Linked DNA regions of Homo sapiens: region 2 is linked to region 1. Evidence: read pairs that join two places in POLR2A ChIA-PET (ENCODE). Cell type or tissue: B cell. All regions are shown on one strand. Links, peaks and the distances in the headings refer to the core of each region. The heading gives the core; the rest is flanking DNA.

Region 1 (5,368 bases), core at 111-5,110:
CTTCCCTACCTTTCTCCTAGTTAACACCTACTCTCCTTTTGCTCACATCTCAGATGCCACCTCCTCCAGGAAGCCCTCCAAACAAGACCTGGAATGACCTCTGTACTATCTCTGCCCACCTGCCCTTCTTGGTACTTGCACCATTTATTTGTTTGTTTGTTTTTTGAGACAGAGTCTTGCTCTGCCCAGCCCCTGCACCCATTTGTAATGACATATTTATAATCCTGTTATTTGCTTCTTGTCTATCTTCTGCGTGAAGCTGCAGACTCCCAGAGGGAGGGGAGAAGGTCTGTTTTTCTCACCCCCAGATCCCTAGTGGCTAGCCCAGAACCTGGGACACAGGCGGCACTTCATAAATGCTTATGGCATAAAGACTCAGTCAAGTCTGTATGATGAGAGGTTGAACTGCTGATGACCTTCTGTGTCCATGCTCCAGCACAGACAGTTTCGGCCCTAAGGGACACACGTTGATCTGCCAGGTGCTGGGTCCTGGCCAGGTAGAGTGACACCTCTCAGCTCAGGAAGGCTGGAACCTGGCTCTGTGGAGGAGGCCAGCCGCGTGGCCTCGGGCAAGTTGCTTCACCTCTTTGCATTCAGTTTTCTTGTTGGTGCAATGGGGATGCCAATGGTGGTGCCCATCTCTCTCGGGGCTGTTGTGAACATTAAATTAATTACATTATGCAAAGCATTTAGAACGGGGAGAAGCTTGCAGAAAAGTTAGCTATTATTAGTGAGCTAGTACACCATACAATGCTTTCTGCCTGTACATGAATATCTGCATAGCTGCCTGTTAATGTGAGTTGGAATTTGTCTCTGAATCTCTGCACACCGCGGTGTGTTGGGCCATGAGGACTTGTGCTGCTATGTGGGAACACAGCAATATACGTACACGTGTGGCTGTTGCTACAATTCTTGGCATCCTTGGAGTGAGCCCTGGACACCCAGAACTCCTGACCAACTGGGGACTCGTGATTGCACCTTCCTCATCACCCCAAATAGGAGGTCCATAGCTGCTGATGCTGCTCACCTCTCCCCCAGAGTGGCCCCAGGGCACGACCTCTGTGGCTGGTGGTTTGGAGGTCTATTTATTATTTTTTGAGACAGTCTCACTGTGTTGCCCAGGCTGTAGTGCAGTGGCATGATCATAGCTCACTGCAGCTCAAGCAATTCTCCCACCTCAACCTCCCAAGCAGCTGGGATTACAGGTGCCTGCCACCACGCCTGGCTAATTTTTGTATTTTTAGTAAAGACAGGGTTGCGCCATGGTGGCCAAGCTGGTCTCAAACTCCTGACCTCAAGTGATCCACCTGCCTTGGCCTCCCAAAGTGCTGGGATTACAGATGTGAGTCACCGAGCCCTGCCATTTTTTATTTTTATTTTTCTAAGAGATGGGGTCTTCCTCTGTCACCCAGGCTGGAGTGCAGTGGTGCTGTCACAGTTCACTGCAGCCTCGACCTCCCAGACTCAAGCAATCCTCCCACCTCAGTCTCCCCAGCCTCCCAAGTAGCGGGAACTATAGGCAAGTACCACCATGACTGGCTAGGGTTTCACTATGTTGCCTAGGCTGGTCTCGAACTCCTGGCCTCAGGTGATGTCCCCATCTCAGCCTCCCAAAGTGCTGGGGTTACAGGCCTGAGCCATCACACCCTGCCTGACTCATTCAATATTTATTTAGCCCCTACTGTGTGCGAGGGCCTGTGTTAGGCTTAGAAAAACAAGAGAGAACGAGATAAAGAGAGGCATCTGTGTGTATGGGTGTGTGGGTGTCTGTTGCGTGTTGAGTATGAATTCTCATTCACGTTTCCAGCATGCGTGGCCGGAAAGACTTGGGTGGGTGTTTTTGTGTGAGGATGTTATGGTTTGAATTGTGTCCTCCACAAAAGATGTGGAAGGCTGGGCATGGTAACTCACGCTTGTAATCTCAACACTTTGGGAGGCCAAGGCAGGAGAATCTCTTGAGGCCAGGAGTTCGAGACCAGTCTGGGCAACAGAGAGAGACCTTGATTCTACAAAAAATAAAAAAAGATATGGCCGGGCACAGTGGTTCACGCCTGTAATCCCAGCACTTTGGGAGGTCGAGGTGGGCGGATCACAAAGTCAAGAGATTGAGACCATCCTGGCCAACACAGTGAAACCCTGTCTCTACTAAAAATACAAAATTTAGCTGAGTGTGGTGGAGTGCACCTGTAGTCCCAGTTACTCGAGAGGTTGAGGCAAGAGAGTTGCTTGAACCCGGTAGGCAGAGGCTGCAGTGAGCTGAGATCGCGCCACTGCACTCCAGCCTGTCGACAGAGCAAGACTCCATCTAAATAAAAAAAAAAAAGATATTAGCCTGGCATGGTGGCATGTCTCAAAAAACACTGAAGGAATCAAAGCACACACCCAGGGCCACCTGGTCTCAGACACACAGATGTGTGCATTTGCATATCAACCCCCTATTCATGGGTGAACGTGCATCTGCAATGACGCAGTCCAGAGCACAGAAGGAAAGAGACGATGGTGCCTCCCTGAAGAGGTCCCTGCTGTGGGCATCTGGGGCTGAGCCCCGTAGGGAACTGTGAGAGGTGTGGTCACAATGGGGCAAGACAGCCAGTGGGGGCATCTACTTATTTTATTTTATTTTATTTTATTTTATTTTATTTTATTTTATTTTATTTTTGAGACGGAGTCTCACTCTGTCGCCCGGGCTGGAGTGCAGTGGCGCGATCTCGGCTCATTGCAAGCTCCGCCTCCCGGGTTCACGCCATTCTCCTGCCTCAGCCTCCCGAGTAGCTGGGACTACAGGCGCCCGTCACCACGCCCGGCTAATTTTTTAATATTTTTTAGTAGAGACGGGGTTTCACCATGTTAGCCAGGATGGTCTCGATCTCCTGACCTTGTGATCCGCCTGTGTCGGCCTCCCAAAGTGCTGGGATTACAGGCGTGAGCCACCGCGCCCGGCTATTTTATTTTGAGGCACAGTTTTGCTCTTGTTGCCCAGGCTGGAGTGCAGTGGCACGATCTCAGCTCACTCAGGTTCAACCGATTCTCCTGCCTCAGCCTCCCAAATAGCTGGGATTACAGGTGCGTGCCACCTTGCCCGGCTAATTTTTTGTATTTTTAGTAGAGATGGGGTTTCGCCATGTTGGCCAGGCTGGTCTCGAACTCCTGACCATGTGATCTGCCTGCCTCGGCCTCCCAAAGTGCTAGATTACAAGTGTGAGCCACCGTGCCCGGCTGGCATCTACTTATTAACCAACTGCATCCCCCGTTTGAGGGGTGTTCTGGGGTGTTGACTCCCTGGTACTTCCTGCCTACCCAGAGGGGGTTCTCGGTGAGTGTCTGTACGCAGGTGGGTGCCTGCACACAGTAGGTGCTGCATGTCTCTGGGTGTCTGCACACAGTAGGCATGGCACGCAGGTGGGGCTCTGCACACAGTAGGCCTTGCGTGCAATAAAGACGCTGCACACAGCAGGTGTTTGCATGAAGGAGAGGGGCTGCACGCAGTAGGTTTGCACACTGTTAGAGAAAGACCCCAGGCAAAGGGACACGGGAAGCCGTTGGACTGTAGGAAATTGTCGGAAGCCAGCTCCCAGGTGGCCAAGGGGACATAGCAGCATCTGCCATGCCCTTTTGTGCACTTTAAGCACTGGTTCTCAGACTTCAGGGTGCATTGGCAACCCCCTGGGTACCCCCCTTTTTTTTTTTTTAAATAGAGACAGGATCTCCCTATGTTGCCCAGGCTGGTCTGGAACTCCTGGGCTCAAAGGATCCTCCTGCCTCCCAAAATGCGAGGATTACAGGTGTGAGCCACCATGGCCGGCCCCTGGGTACACTTTCAATGTGGTGGGTTGGATGTTGTGGCAGGGGACCCTAAACCGGGTCTCCCCTTTTCTAGGACACAGCAGAAGGAATGCAGAGGCTTCCTGAGCCGTCACTCTTCCTTACTTTCTCCCGGGACCCCCTTCTCTCTGCAGACCACCGCCAAGAGCCCAGCCCTCAGAGCCCCAGAACTCCCTGCAGCTTCCCAGCTCTAGGCCTTGGCCCCTGTGATCTCCACCTCGTGGTCGGGGCAGTGCCCAGCCAGGGCTCCGGGGAGGCGAGGGAGGAACCAGGGTGGGTCTCCTTGGAGGAAGCAGAGAGTCACGGAGTCTTGCAGAGAGAGGCTCAGAGCCCTGCACGTCACTTTCTCCAGCCCCCACCCCAGAGCCTGGAGCATGCTCCCCGGACATGTAGGTCACGCGACCCACAGCTTTACAGATCCCTAGGGATCCAGGAGGGACCCCCGAGACCCAGAACGACCCATAGCCACACAGTGGGAAGGCCAAGGACCTGCTCCCCAGGACGCTGGGCCAGGGAGACCGCAGGCACACGGGACAGCCACACCAGAGCTGCATCTGGAGAAGGGGTGGGGGGTTTCCTCTCGCCGCTCCTCGCTATTCTTTCCCTACATTGTTCCGTTCCGTGCTCCCAGTTCCCACCCCACTCCCTCCACCCGGACGCCGGCGGTTCCCAGGCCCCGGAGCCGGGGTGCATTGGGGGTGGGGGTGGGGTAGAGTGAGGGGCCTCGTGAAGAGCGCTGCGGGCCAAGACCCTCTTGCGCATGTGACGAGAGCGCACGAGTGTGGGAGCTTCGGCCTGCGCTCACAGGCGTGTGCGTGGGGAAGTGTTTGGGCCGCCGTGTACACAGCAGGCACGCCATAAACGCTTCTTGGATGGCTCCATGCGAGGGAAGGGAGGGAGGGCAGAGTTCAGGCCCTACAGGGAGGAAAAGGGAGGGGCGGAGGCCTGGCTTTAGGTTTGAATCTCCGCGGCTTACTAGCTCCAGCAGCTCAGCAAAAGCGTGACTCAGTTTCCCTCGTCCATAAAAGGGAAAGCCGAATCGCCCTCCCACGTGTCGAGGTGAAACTAGACAGTGCACTAAGGCACTTAGCAAAACGCGCTGCCTTGAGAACCCTTATTACGCCTTCCTTCCTTCCACCTCACCCCCTGGCCAGACACTCTGGGGGTGGAGAGGGGCGCTGACCCAGGCCCCAGACGCCCCTCCCGTCCGCCCTCCCTAGCAGGCAGGAGTCCCGGCTTTCCCGTTCCTTAAATTGGATAATTGGAGACAGAGGCGGGTGCTCGAGACGGAGAAATCCCCAAGTGGGCGAAAGGCAAGGGGCCTGTCCTAGTTTCCCTGCACTGGGGGCCCCCACCCTCGCCAGCGCTCCCTCCGGTGCGCCCTGGGCGCGCAGTCTGTGCGCTCGGGAGCCCCCAGCGCCGGCTGTCGACCCCCTCCAGAGCCCGGCGGTGCCAGCCTCCCTCTGTTGCCCGCCAGGCGCGGTGTCTGCGGCCGCCCCGGCAGGAGGGGTTGGGGGGTCCGGGCCGGCGGCAGCTCCGGCGGCGT
Region 2 (5,368 bases), core at 291-5,290, 210 kb after region 1:
AGGAGTTCGAGACCAGCCTGGCCAACATGGTGAAACCCCGTTTCTACTAAAAATACCAAAATTAGCTGGGCGTGGTGGCACACGCCTGTAATCCCAGCTACTCGGGAGGCTGAGGCAGGAGAATTGCTTGAACCCGGGAGGCGGAGGTTGCAGTGAGCTGAGATCATGCCACCGCACTCCAGCCTGGGCAGCAGAGCAAGATTGCATCTCAAAAAAAAAAAAAAAAAGAGGAGGGAAATTTCCACGGACACCCGGGGAGAAGGCCTTTTGTGATGACAGAGGCAGAAATTGGATCAATGAGGCCATAAGCCAAGGACTCCTGGAGCCCCCAGGGGGTGGGGGAGGCAGTACGCCTCCTTCCCTGGAGCCTCTAGAAGGAGCGCAGCCCTGCTCACACCGTGACTTCAGACTCCTGGTCTCCAGAACCATGAGACAATACATTTCTGTTATTTTACCACCCGGTCTGTGGTCATTCATGACGGCGGCAGCCCCAGGCTCCTCCTACAACTGGGTACTGCCAAGGCCAGCGAAGTCCAGGCCTTACTTTCCGACCACATTGAAGCCACAGCCGTCTCTGTGCCCAGCAGACTCTGCCAGGACATCTGCATTTGAACTTGGCTGGATTCACCTCTTTTCTTTGATTCCTCCTGGCTTTGTTGTCCATCAAGTTAGGGAGTTTTTTAAGAAGGCCAGGGGAGGCCGGGCGCGGTGGCTCACGCCTGTAATCCCAGCACTTTGGGAGGCCGAGGTAGGCAGATCATGAGGTCAGGAGATCGAGACCATCCTGGCTAACACGGTGAAACCCCATCTCTACTAAAAATACAAAAAATCAGCCGGGTGTGGTGGCGGGCGTCTGTAGTCCCAGCTACTCGGGAGGCTGAGGCAGGAGAATGGCGTGAACCCGGGAGGTGGAGCTTGCAGTGAGCCGAGATCGCGCCACTGCACTCCAGCCTGGGCGACAGAGTGAGACTCCATCTCGAAAAAAAAAAAAAAGAAGGCCAGGGGCAGCAGTCTTGGGCTTGTCAACAAAGGTCAAATGAACAATGAAGTCCGACGTGGTGGCTCACACCTGTAATTCTAGAATGTGGGCCGGCTGCGGTGGGCGAATCACTTGAGCCCAGGAGTTCAAGACCAGCCTGGACAACACAGCAAGACCCGGTCTCTACAAAAGATACAAAAATTAGCCAGGTGTGGTGGTACATGCTTGTGGTCTTGGCCATCTGGGAGGCTGAGGCAGGAGGATCACTTGAACCTGGGAGTTCAAGGCTGCAGTGAGCTGCGATTGTGCCACTGCACTCCAGCCTGGGTAACGGAGTAAGCCCCTATCTCATTAAAAAGAAAAGTAGATGTTCAGCCAGGCACAGTGGTTCATGTCTGTAATCCCAACACTTTGGGAGTCTGAAGTGGGTGGATCACTTGAGCTCAGGGGTTCAAGACCAGCCTGGGCAACATAGTGAGACTCCATCTCTACAAAAAATTAGCCGGATATGGTGACATGTGCCTGTAGTCCCAGCTACTCTGGAGGCTGAGGCAGGAGGATCGCTTGAGCCCAGGAGTTTGAGACCAGTCTAGGCAACATAGCAATATCCTATCTTTACAAAAAAAAAAAATTAGCTGGGCATAGTGATCTCTGCCTGTATTCCCAGCTACTCAGGAGGTCGAGGTGGGAGGATTGCTTGAGCCAGGGAGGTGGAGGTTGCAGTGAGCCAAGATCACACCACTGTACTCCAGCCTGGGTGACAGAGCGAGACTCTGCCTCAAAAAAAAAAAAAAAGAAAGAAAGAAAAAAAGAAAGAAAAGAAAAGCAGACTTTCAACTAATTAACATACATCAAAGGTAGTCTTTTTCTACTTTACCATCTTCCAAAGAGTAACTGTACAGAAACTCCAAAAAGGTAGCCATTTCTGCAAACCAGGGTCTCTCCCCTGGGCACTGTGGACATCGGAGCTCTGGACTATTCTCTGGGGTGCGGCCATCCTGGGCACTGCAGGGCGCTGAGCAGTGTCCATGGCATCCACCCACTCCATGCCAGGAGCAGCCCCGGTTGTGACAGCCACAAATGTCCCCAGACGTTGCTCAGTGTCCCCTGAAGGCCAGAATCACCCCCAGGGACAAGCTCTGATTTAGGGCATGGCTGGACATGAGACAGAGACAGCACCAGATAAATGCGTCAAGGGTTAAAGAATGAACGCCCACATTCTACCCACAACCCCCCCAAGTCTCTAATCAAATGCCGCCTCCTCTTGGAGGCTCTCAGAGGTCGAGGTCCCTGTCTTCATTTTGTAAACCCATCACTCGACACAATATCAGACACTTAATATTGTGTTGTGAACGTTAATAAATGTCTGTAAAATAAATGACTCTGACCTTGAAACGGCAATGTCTCTATGCCTAAGAAATCTTGGTTGTTTGAGGATAAAATTATCTTCCTTTCTCTCTCTGGGGTTGGGCTACATTTGAGATTGTAAGGCTGGGTAAGCACAGGGGATTTGGGTCAGAAATGTCAAGGCTATCTGGAATTGGTGACACTATTTTTGGAGGAATCTACATTTTGGGGAGATTTTTTTGTTGCTTTTTTTTGGGGGGGGGCAGGGAATAGCACTTAACTAGTTCAACCATAGTTTTTAGGGGAAAAAAAAAAGTTTTAGTTGAAAGGATCTGTTCTACCATAGCCTGGTATAGAGCAGTGGTTCTCAACCCCAGATGACTGTGGACAATGTCTGGGGACATCGGTGGCTGTCACAACTCAGAGATGCTCCTGGCGTGGAGTGGGTGGAGCCCAGAGACGCTGCTCAGCACCCTGCAGTGCCCAGGACGGCCCCACCCCAGAGAACAATCCGGTCCCCCCTATCTGCAGTACTAAGAGGGAGCCCCTACATTATTTGGGAAAAAAATCAAGTCTGCTTCCTGATCACACTAGACACCAGAATAAACTCCCAATGGGGCAGACAGTGTAAATCAGGGGGACCCCCAGCTTCTGGGGCTCACCTCCTCTCTCCCTCCCCACTCAGGGTGTGGATTTCAATGTGTGCAGCCTCCTGGGACCTCAGCAGGGCAGAGGATCATGGGACGCGGAGTCTCTTGGAGTCCGTGGACTCCCCTAGCCCAGGTGTGATCTGCTCCCTGAGGGACACTGGGCTATGTCTGGGGACATCTGTGGTTGTCACAACTGGAGGTGCTCCTGGCGTGGAGTGGGTGGAGGCCAGGGACGCTGCTCGGCACCTCAGGACCTGCAGTGCCCAGGACAGCCCTGCCCCAGAAAATGACCCTACTCAGGCCATCACAGGGTAGGGTTGAACTCGAGCTCAGGAGTTCGAGACCAGCCTAGGCAATACAGGGGGACCTCCACGTTTACAAAAAAAAGTTTTAATTAGCTGGGCATGGTGGCGTGCATCTGTAGTCCCAGCTACTCTGGGAGGCTGAGGTGGGAGGATTGCTTGAGCCCGGAGTTTGAGGCTGCAGTGAGCCAGGCTGAGAAAATGTGTGGTGAGTGGCATGGGGAGACCTAGCGCCCTCTGTGTACCCACCAAGATGGGCCAGTCTCCACCAATCCGTTCCCTGGCAAACTTGTATTCTACTCAAAGCTTCCTCGTGGCCTCCTGTCTGGACCTTCCGCAGCCCCCTCTCTACCCCCCTGGACGACTTCTTATCACCCCTGCACCTATTCAGCTCCTAGAACACACAGGCCCGAGGCCCCCACCTCTGTGCCACCCTGGGCTCAGGCCCCTCTGACCCAGACTGCCATCTCCACGGCCCCCACACCAGCACACAGATGCCTCATTCACGTGGTGCTCCCAGGGCCTGGCACCAGTTCTGAGGCTTAAAATAGGCACACAACGGGCCTTTGTCGGATAGAGGAAGGAAGGAAGGAGCGTTTCAGACAAAGGAGACAGCAACAGCAGCGTCCAGGAAACCCAGGGGCACCGGGGAGGTGGATGGAGCCAAGTGGGGGTGGGGTACTTGAAGGGTCAGAGGGCAGGGCCAGGCCATGCAGGACCCTGAAGACCCCATGAGGAACTGGGGTGCCATCATGTGGGTGCTGACTTGATAGGAGGCAGGGAAGTGACCGTCTGATCAGTGCCCAGGAAGCTTACTAGGAAGGTCCTGCTGGAGCTGGAGAAACCAGAGGCTGATTCGTCACCTCGGAGTCTCCCGCCAGGGATGATGAGGCTCTCGGCTCAAGAGGGAGCACTGAGATGGGAAAGAAAGCAGACAGAAGGGGCCGGGCATGGGGGCTCACGCCTGTAATCCCAGCACTTTGGGAGGCCGAGGCGGGCAGATCACCTGAGGTCAGGAGTTCGAGACCAGCCTGGGCAACATGGTGAAACCCTGTTTCTACTAAACATAAAAATTATCTGGGTGTGGTGGTGCATGCCTGTAATCCCAGCTACTCGGGAGGCTGAGGCAGGAGAATCACTGGAACCTGGGAGGTGGAGGTTGCAGTGAGCCGAGATTGCACCACTGCACTCCAGCCCGGGAGACAGAGCAAGACTCCGTCAAAAAAAAAGAAAAGAGAGAAAGAGAGAGAGGAGAGAGAGGGGAGAGAGGGGAGAGAGGGAAGAGAGGAGAGAGAGGAGAGAGAGAAAGAAAAAGAAAAAAGAAAGAAAGAGAAGGAGAGAAAGAAAAAGAGAGAGAGAGAAAGAAAGAAAGAAAGAAAGAAAGAAAGAAAGAAAGAAAGAAAGAAAGAAAGAAAAGAAAGAAAAGAAAGAAAGAAAGGAAAGGAAGGGAAGAAAGAAAGGAAAGACGAAGGAAGAAGGAAGGAAGGAAGGAAAGAAAGAAAGAAAGAGAAAGAAAGAACCACTAAACAAACATCCCAAGCTTCAGTGCAGTGGACTGCCTGTGCCCAGGAAAAAGCCATTTACATCCCAGCACTGTGCTCCATTGCCCAAAGGCAAAAGCGGCCGAGCGTGTGTTGCTGAATGGATGGATGAGCACAGCCCGGCCTGTCCACGCACCGGAACACGACTCAGCCCTGAAAAGGGTCGAGGCTCTGACGCAGGCCACAGCACGGATGCACCTTGAGCATGTCACACGCAGTGAGAGACACCAGACACAAAAGGCCACACAGTGTGTGACCCATTTCTTTGAAATGTCTAGGACAGGCCAGTCCAGAGACAGGAGGGAGAGGCGTGGGTGCCAGGGCTGGGGGAGGGGGTGGAGAGTCCCCCTCATGGGGACAAAAGATTTTACTAGGTGATGGAATGTTTTTTTGTTTGTTTGTTTTTTGAGACAGAGTCTCGCTCTGTTGCCCAGGCTGGAGTGCAGTGCTCACCGCAACCTCCGCCTCCCAGGTTCAAGCGATTCTCCTGCCTCAGCCTCCTGAGTAGCTGGGATTACAGGCGCCCGGCTAATTTTTGTATTTTTACTA

What was found. ChIA-PET counts read pairs that join two places held together with the same protein. Peaks named below come from ENCODE experiments on the same cell type or tissue, not always from the same donor. Only the 100,000 strongest peaks of a DNase experiment are listed, where the experiment ranks them.
Region 2: POLR2A ChIA-PET joins it to region 1 with 7 read pairs; 8 of 35 experiments call an interaction of 5 or more read pairs at or near these places.

The regions. Positions count from the first base shown.
Region 1 is chr19:2,483,887-2,489,254 of GRCh38, forward strand. No RefSeq gene overlaps it. Among named protein-coding and RNA genes, the nearest start is that of GADD45B, 10 kb to the left of the region's middle. RefSeq lists a silencer at 5,169-5,368. In B cell, for the core only: no CTCF peak of the experiment used is centred there; DNase peaks (open chromatin) are centred at 2,445, 4,244 and 5,075; H3K27me3 peaks cover 1,207 bases.
Region 2 is chr19:2,691,657-2,697,024 of GRCh38, forward strand. The region is part of intron 1 of GNG7 (G protein subunit gamma 7); the gene reads right to left. Among named protein-coding and RNA genes, the nearest start is that of GNG7, 8.4 kb to the right of the region's middle. In B cell, for the core only: CTCF peaks have their summits at 4,636 and 4,841; DNase peaks (open chromatin) are centred at 3,055, 3,855 and 4,985; H3K4me3 peaks cover 775 bases; H3K27ac peaks cover 4,126 bases.